2 separate regions of the Homo sapiens genome follow, and region 2 is linked to region 1. Evidence: chromatin contacts called from ENCODE Hi-C or POLR2A ChIA-PET data. All regions are on one chromosome and are shown on one strand. Each heading gives the region's core, a stretch centred on a gene start or an enhancer-like site at or near the end of the contact. The rest is flanking DNA. Distances are from core to core; before and after follow the strand shown.

The links. Hi-C counts contacts between places; a loop is a spot of excess contacts on that map. ChIA-PET counts read pairs that join two places held with the same protein, here RNA polymerase II (POLR2A). Pooled maps may share reads with other maps.
Region 2: a map of chondrocyte shows a loop between it and region 1 (3-fold over the local background). The contact joins the enhancer-like site here to the promoter of FOXS1 in region 1. A Hi-C loop is called at or near these places in 2 of 168 maps with a recorded cell type or tissue (PC-9 and chondrocyte), 1 of 37 single-sample maps with no recorded cell type and 3 of 50 pooled maps. POLR2A ChIA-PET finds 5 or more read pairs at or near these places in 2 of 52 experiments (Panc1 and T-cell).

What each region holds. Positions count from the first base shown.
Region 1 is chr20:31,843,918-31,847,848 of GRCh38, forward strand. It overlaps FOXS1 (forkhead box S1), which reads right to left and starts at 1,687. Exons shown (of 1, transcript NM_004118.4): 1 at 386-1,687. The coding sequence starts at 1,625. The coding sequence ends at 633. It also overlaps a transcript of DUSP15 not described here. RefSeq lists an enhancer at 1,071-1,628.
Region 2 is chr20:32,473,723-32,477,653 of GRCh38, forward strand. NOL4L (nucleolar protein 4 like) reads right to left here. Exons shown (of 11, transcript NM_001256798.2): 5 at 879-1,020. Among named protein-coding and RNA genes, the nearest start is that of NOL4L-AS1, 85 kb to the right of the region's middle. RefSeq lists enhancers at 818-1,589, 3,134-3,905 and a silencer at 1,773-1,962. Within about 2 kb of position 1,774, at least 33 of the 41 ENCODE cell types and tissues checked have a DNase peak (open chromatin) inside an H3K27ac peak, as active enhancers do; they include PC-9, where a contact is called at or near this core.

The sequences.
Region 1 (3,931 bases), core at 437-2,936:
TTTCCAAATCACACAGGTGAGATGATACATACAAGCCCGGGACAGGATCAGTGTCACAAATTGTCAGGGTTATGATGACTGCACCTACGGGGGCTAAGTCCCAGCATCTGAGACTGGAGAATCAGTCCCTCAGGCCAGCCCAGTCTTGCCCCTGCCCAGTCTCTCCCTTGCCTGTATCCTCCTCTCCCTGCTCCCCATTCCCTACCTCCCCTTCCTCTCCCTTTCTAGGAAACTCCCTGAGAAAGTCCCCAGCAGGAGAAAACCTCATGTGAGATATTCCCACCAAGGGTCTCTGCCCCCGCTGCACAACCCCACAGCCACAGCCACCCCCACATACAAGCAGGCACCCTGGCCCTCAGCCCCCAGCCATCAGGCAAGCTGACCCTCATCATCACATGGCTTTATTGGCCCTGAGAGCCACAGAGTAAATCCCAAGAGGCCCTGCTTCCCCTCACCCCCAAGTTTGTCCGGAGGCCCCAGGGGCCTGGCTGAGCACCGCTTCAATCCTGGCTTTCTGTGTGGTTGTCCTTGGCTCACCAGGGCTGGGTCCTTCGAGAGTTCTTCAGGTCCTAGAGCCAGGCTCAGCCCGGAGGGTGAGGGACCTGCAGGGACTGCCCGAGGTGAGGCTGCCTTTACTCAAAGAAGAACATTCCTGGCGTCCGGTATAGGCAGGGGGTCAGCCCCAATGGGTAGCCGGAGCCTCCCTGGACAGGGAAGCCACCTGCAACCCAGGGTTCCTTGTGGTCAGTTGGCAGGGGCAGTGGGGCCCGGAGTGAGCCTGGAGGGGTGGGTGGTGCAGGGGAGGGGGCTGCTGAGGCCAAGAGGTGCTCAAGGCCTGGGTCAGCCCCCATGCAAAAATTCAGTGCCTGCAGCCGACACTGGTAGCTGCTCCCGATGCCTGATTCCGGGGACAAGACGGGCGTAGGGGCCTTATTAAAACTCTCAGCCTCTGAGAAGCCGGCAGGAAAGCCAAACGCTGGGCATGAGGAAGATGAGGTGGCCACGGGGAGCTCCCCTGGGCATGCAGGCTTGGGCGTGGAAATCTCTTTGGGCTCCATGGGTGGCCGAGGCCTGCCATCAGTGGTTGCTGGGCACATACTGGCTGGCATGGCCCCCACCAGACCCCCAAAGCTTAGGCCCTTGGGATCTGGCAGCTCTGGTGGGAATGAGCACTGCCTGCCGGTCGTGGCGTTGGGGACTCCTGGGTCCTGGCTGGTCGCCCTGAGGGGTCCACGGCGTGCCTTGGCGGGGCCCCGGGTGCCCTCAGCACCTGTCTGCCGGGTGAAGCGGCGGCGGCGGCGTAGGAAGCTGCCGTGCTCAAACATGTCGTGGCAGTCAGGGTCCAGCGTCCAGTAGCTGCCCTTGCCTGGCTTGCGGTCATCGCGGGGCACCTTGACAAAGCACTCGTTGAGTGACAGGTTGTGGCGGATGCTGTTCTGCCAGCCGGGCCGGTTGTGGCGGTAGAAGGCGAATCGGCCCATGATGTAGCGGTAGATGCCACTGAGGGTGGCCCGCTGCCCCGGTGAGCTCTGGATGGCCATAGCAATAAGGGCGATGTAGCTGTAGGGAGGCTTGGTTGGCTCAGTTGTGGGGGCGCCAGGCCCGGGCAGAGGCTGCTGCTGCATGCTGGCCGGGCTGCCAGGCTGCTGGGACCTGCTGGGTCAGGCTCAGCTTCCAGGGCTGGCGTCCGGAATAGCCTGCCCAGGCTGGTTAAAAGGTCCACTGGCCCAGCCTCCCAGCCTGGAAAGGCAAAAAGGGGTGGGTCTGCTGAGCCATCCTCCCCTCCTCCCTCGCCCCACTCCCACAAGGCCCAAAAGAGGCGGGCAGGAGAGGCCAGTAGTGGGAAGCCGAGCAGCTGCCAGGGATGAGGAGTTGGGAAGGAAGGGACTGAGACCCTCAGCCCACGTGTGCTGGGTGGTGGTGGCTGGGGAGGGACAGGATGTGAAACTGAGCGGGACAGAGACAAAAACAAAATGAGACAGAGGCAGAAACATATGAAACAGAGACAGGGAAAAAAGAGATAGAGACAGAGAGAGGTAGAGACATCACAAGAGGGAGAAAGAGGGAGAGACAAAGATAAGACAGAGGCAGACACAACGGACAGAGACACCCAGAGCCTCTCAGACACTCACAGAGAGACACACAGACATACACGTACAGACACACAGAGACACACAGACATACACGTACAGACACACAGAGACACACAGACACAGACACACACACAGACACACACACACAGACATAAGCACACACACACATATACACAGAGACAGACACACACAGACACATAGGCATACACACAGACACACACACAAGCACATACACAGACACACAGAGACATACACACACAGAAACACAGAGACACAGACACAGACACACACACACACACACACACACACACACGTAGTATACGGAGAAAGTGAGAATCACTGAGCAGGCAGAAACAAGGAAATCCACAAAGCCAGAGAGAAAGGAGATACTGAGAGACACAGGTGCAAACACAAGGAGTGAAAGGAATGAATAGAGAGAGAGAGAGAGAGAGAGAGAGAGAGAGAGGAGAGAGAGGCAGGGCCTGAGCCCAGTCCCCCTAGAGTGAGAGAAGCCCCAGGGGCTTCTCTAATCCCTACCTCTACTCCTGCTTTTCCCTCTTCTCCCAGGCCTGTGGTCTACTGCCTTCTCCTGCGGTGCAGAGGCCTTGGGGCCACACCACTCCTACCCCATCCTCCTAGCTCTGGGGTGTCTGCAGGGAGGGGCACCTAGGATGGTAAGGAGAGCCCATGAAATTCAGTTCTGCTGCATCCCTGTCGCCCCCTAGTGACTGGTGTGGGAAGGACAGCTATCTGGGGAGAGACATTCTCCCTCCCAAGAGGCACCTCAAGACCTTGGCTGAGCCTCAGTTTCCCCATCTCTAACATGGAGCTGGTGACTCCTCAGCTGTCCAGGCCATGGTGGGGAGGCAACAGGTTCCCCTTACACAGAATGCAGCACCCTCATCAAGAGCCTAGTATGGAGTAGGGATATGAACATGGCTGCGGATTGTCACTCTGAACTGAGGCTACCCCAGCTGCAGCCTGGGGTCGGGAGGTCCAGAGAGTCAGGCCCAGAACAGTCAGGCCTTCTGGAGGAGGGGACGGCATCCTCTCTGCTCTCCCACTCCCAAGTCACTGCTCACCCACTCTGTACCAGGCCAGCTCACCTCCCCAACCCTACACTTACTTCTTCAACCAACCCTGCTCTGGAGGGCTTCATTGCTTCTTTTGAATAGATGAGGGCTCTGAGGCTCAGAGAAGGTAAGTAAATTCCCTGATGTCCCACATCTAGTGAGTGACAAAGCTGGATATGAGCCTAGGATTCTGTAATTCCTAAATACTGCCTCTTCAGTGAGGGGCAGGGGTAGCGGAGAGTCGCTGGGTCCCCACTAGAAAACAGAATGTGAACTCCAAGAGAGTAAAGAGCATGCTGTTTTGCTGTACCCCCAGAGTCACACACTGGACACTGGAACAGAGGCCTGGAACAGAGTAGGTGTTCAAGAAATGTCTGCTAAATGACTAAACAAACAGCAATTGATTGATTTCTGTCCTTTATCGAATCACAGTTTTCCCCCCATGAAGGTGGCTTATTAATGTATCATTAAAAGAGACTTACAATATTGGCATCTGTAAGAGGATTCCTATAAATAAAATCAGAACTCAGAAAAGAATAAAAGGCCTGATATGTGGGGTGGAAAACAGCTACTTTATTCCCATGGCAGGGTAACCAACTTTCTGGTTGTAGTCCCCCTTTCCAGTTCTCAGATTGCCTACAACGTACAGCTTGCAAAGACCAGTGGGGCTTGGAGAAGGGCTGGTCTTCCACGTTGACCTCTGCCTTAGGGCTGCATTTGGAGGTCCGCCTCAGTTTCTTCAAAGACAGCATCCTACAGGTGCTG
Region 2 (3,931 bases), core at 524-3,023, 630 kb after region 1:
ATCCGCACCTCCCTCCCACATTCCAGGCCTCGACCTTCAACCCCTCCTAATTGCTGGCTCCGGCTCCTACACCCCAGTTCTTGGGCCCAGCTCACTCATCCCTGCCCCCAACCATCTCCTCCACGGAAACAAAGGCGATGCTGGGGTGCTGTGCTCACAGGGCCACCTCACAACCCTGGCACACCAAGGTAGATGCCAGGGTCCCAGAGCCCAACCACTTGGGGGAGTCCACGTGGAGGCCGGGGTGGATCTTTGGGGTCTGATTCCTGACCCTAACTCTCCAACCCCTGAGAAGGAAGCCTCTATTCCAAGGGAGGCTGGAGTAGGCTGCCTGGCAGGCCCTGCGCGGAGGCGGTCAGGGCTAGGGAAGAATCCGGACAGCTCCCCAGCCAGCCGCATCGCATCCCAAGGGGCTAGGGTGAATGTGGGCAGCTGCACTGCCTGGTCACTCACCAGGTGACCTGGGCTATAGCCTCACATGTGGCTGCAGAAACACAGCTTGTTTCCCTTGCTGGGCAGCGGAACTGCTCTGGGTTAGGTACACTGTGAACCTTCCCAGGCCTGCCCCTGGTAACTCTGAAACCCACATTGCAGAAGCCCATGGCATCCCGGCAACCAGGCAGACCCCCCGCCCCGCAGGCTGCCAGTCCTATGGGCTCTCTCCCTCATCTTTGGGAGGAAGGAGCCAGGAGCTGGGGCACTGGGGCCCATGGAGATGCTGAGAACACTGGGGGCAGTGCAAGCTTGGGCCTGAGCCACCCAAAGGCCTTGGCCCAGATTCCGCCACCCTGGAGTGTGTCCACACCTCTCACCTGAGGACAACTGGGAGCAGGGGGCCGGGCACAGCCCCTCCTCAACTGCCACCAAGGGGCACTCACCGTCCTCTTGACTGTGGAGGTTCTGCGGGCTCCGCATCCTCTCGTCCTGGCTGGGGCTCAGGCTGGAGGCCAGGTGCGGGTCAGCTGACATCCATGTGGAGTCGCTCATATCAAAATCCTCGCTGCTCACAGAAGTCTCATCCTGAGCAGGGACAAAGAAGGTGGGCATTCAGCAGGGACGGGCTCTCATCAGCCTGAGGCAGCCTTGTGGGTGGACCCCAGGGCCAGTGGGCGTTTGGGAGTGCCCTGAAGGCGGCAGGAGCCCTCAAACCTTGAAGTGAGGGCTGGGTGGTGCTCCCCCTTGCCCGGTGGAAGTGGCCCCGGCTCTGGTTCCTGTCGGAAGCCAAGGCTAAGGGCCGGCACTGTCTGTAATTGAAGACAATTATGAGGTCTCGCATCCTGCAGGGGCGGATGGCAGGGCCTGGCTCTTACCCTTGTGAGCCAAGGTTGAAACAAGCGCTGTAAACAAGGGCTGCCGCTCCCTGCTCTCAGCCCAGGGACCGGGGCTCACTCTGCACAGGACCCGGCGGCAAGAAGCGGGCAGCAGCACATGCCCGCCACCAGGCACTGAGGCTGAGCTGAGTGCCCCCAGCAGGCCTGGCGCCCTGACTCCCATGAAGCATGCATGGAATTCCTTTCTCCCACTCCCCCAGCCCAGAGGACGTTTCTGTCTTCCTCCTTCCTAACCTTTGCTGTGCTTCAAAGATACGCTCTTGGGCAGCTTCCAGGGCTGAAAGGGCCAGCCCCAGAAGTGCAGAGAAGGAAGGGGGCGGGGCAGGCCAGGGTTCGGACCAGACCGCAAAGGGGGTTCAGCTCAAGGGCCTGGGGGGCCGCCAGGGCGTTCCAAACAGCCGGATGGCCTGCTAGAGAGGACCACGCCTGCCTCCTCTCTCCTCGCTGCCGGCTTCGGGCCGGCCCTTGGCCAGTCATCCGGGAACCCCCGGGGCGGGGCCCCTTCAACCCAGCCCTCCAGGGGGAAGGGCCCCCACCTCCTCCAGGCCCAGCCTTTCAGGAGCAGCAAGCAACTGTGCCTGGGAGCTGGCTGTAAAACCAAGAAAGATGACCCAGCAGCTCCCACACCCGGAGTTCTGGCCTCCCCCCAGCAAGACACAATGGCCTCTGTGGGCCCCCAGTGAGGACCTCTGACAGAGCACCCCCCAAGCCTCCCCTCCGGGGCCCCCCTCACAGACACCTCTTTTATAGTGAGCAAACACACTTTGGTTGGAACTTTCTTAGACTGCTGTCCCTGAGGCAGACACATCTGCTCCAAGTGCTAGGGAACCAGTGTGGATTCGCCTCCACTCCCTCCCCCACCGGCTGGGCTGGTAGGGAGTTTCCTGGAATTTATAGCTTCTGTGCAGTGTGGACCCTCTGCTGAATCCAGAGGACAGGAGCTGGGCTGTGACGCCTGTAGTCCCCACGCGGCACACCCAGGGCCTCGGGGGATGGACAGAGCCCACGTGTCCTCTAGTGTCCTCTCCCCACACACAGGCACACGCACTCACTCTGCCTCCCTCCCACAGGCTGCCTGCTCCATAAACACAAGCACCTCCACCCACAGCCCTCCTTCGTGAAAACTCGCTCACACACCCGGAGGGACACACACACACACACACACACACACACACACACACACGTTCAAAAGGCTCTGCACAAAGGGTACAAAGGGACAACAAAACTCTCCCCTGTGCTAACTGGATGGAGGGAGACGAAGGGGAGGGGGAAGAGAGGCTGGCAGGTGGGGGAAGGTTCCTTGGAGCCTTGAGCAAGGCTGCAAGGTGCAGCCGGCTCCCCATCTTCCCAGCTGGTCGTGCCATGCGGGCTCCGGGAACCAGGAACGGGGCATCTTGCATGGGCCCCTTGCTACTTCCTGGATGCCCAGGGGGTGCCATGCTCTGGGTTTGACCTGAAGTCACAGCTGAAGGAGGAAGACTCTTGGGTATTGTTCAAATGCTCACGACTTAAAAGACAGAGTATTCTAGTAACAGTTGAAAGTGCCACCTACTCCAAACTCCCCATCCATCCATTCGACAGGTATTTACTGAGCACCTGCTATGGGCCAAGCTCCGCTCTAGGTGCTGGGAAACTCAGCTGTGGACCAGACACACTCCTGGCCTGCCTGGCACCCCTCGATCCACGAGGGAGATGGACAATGAGCAGAAAAACATTGATGACGGCTGCAAAGCACATGGAAGCAGGGCAAGAGGGCAGAGGGACCTGTTTGCCAGGGCAGCCCAGAAAAACCCCACGGGTCAGAAATGCTGGAGCAGAGGCCTGCGAGAAGTGAGGAGGGGAGCCCATGAGGTCTGTGTGGCTCCACGCAAGTTTCAGGCACAGGCAGCAGCAAGTGGGGCACAAGCTGCTGGGTTTGAGGAGAGGCAAGGAGGCTGCTGTGGGCAGGCATGGGCGGGCACACGGGGACAGAGGAGCCACACGAAAAGTTCCCCTCCCACAGTGCACGTAACCCTGGCAGGGCCGTACCTGCCATCTCTAGGTTGGAGAAAGGCTCTTGAACTCCACTCAATACGCACACTCTGGCCTCTCTCAGCCAAGTTCAAACCATAACAACAGAAGGCAAAGCTTCTCAGGGGCCCAGCGCTCCCCTGGACTTGTGGTATTTCACCCTCACTACAGGTCCACCAGGTAGGTACAGTTGACAGCCCCGCTCCACAGATGAGGAAACTGAGGCTCCAGGAGGTTAAGGTGCTCGCCCAAGGTCACGAGCTAACACGAGGCAGAGCCAGATCTGTGCAATCGCCAAGGACTGGACACGCCCTCCTAACTGAGTTGGCCCTCGCCTAGAACCCACACTGCTGCTGTGAACCACAATCCCAATTCCAAGCTGTATCCAGCTGTCACTGTCTTGTGGGTCTCTGCCCTGTCTTTCCCTGGAAAACCTTCGGTCCTTCCAACAGTGGGGACCAGACTGTATGTCCTCTGAATCCCGCACAAGGCAGTGAGACTTGTTGAATCAACTGAATTGCCTGGCATAGTGTTGGTGTTTAATGAGGACGCTCCATTAATTTGACAATTAAGGACTCTGGTCCCATTGC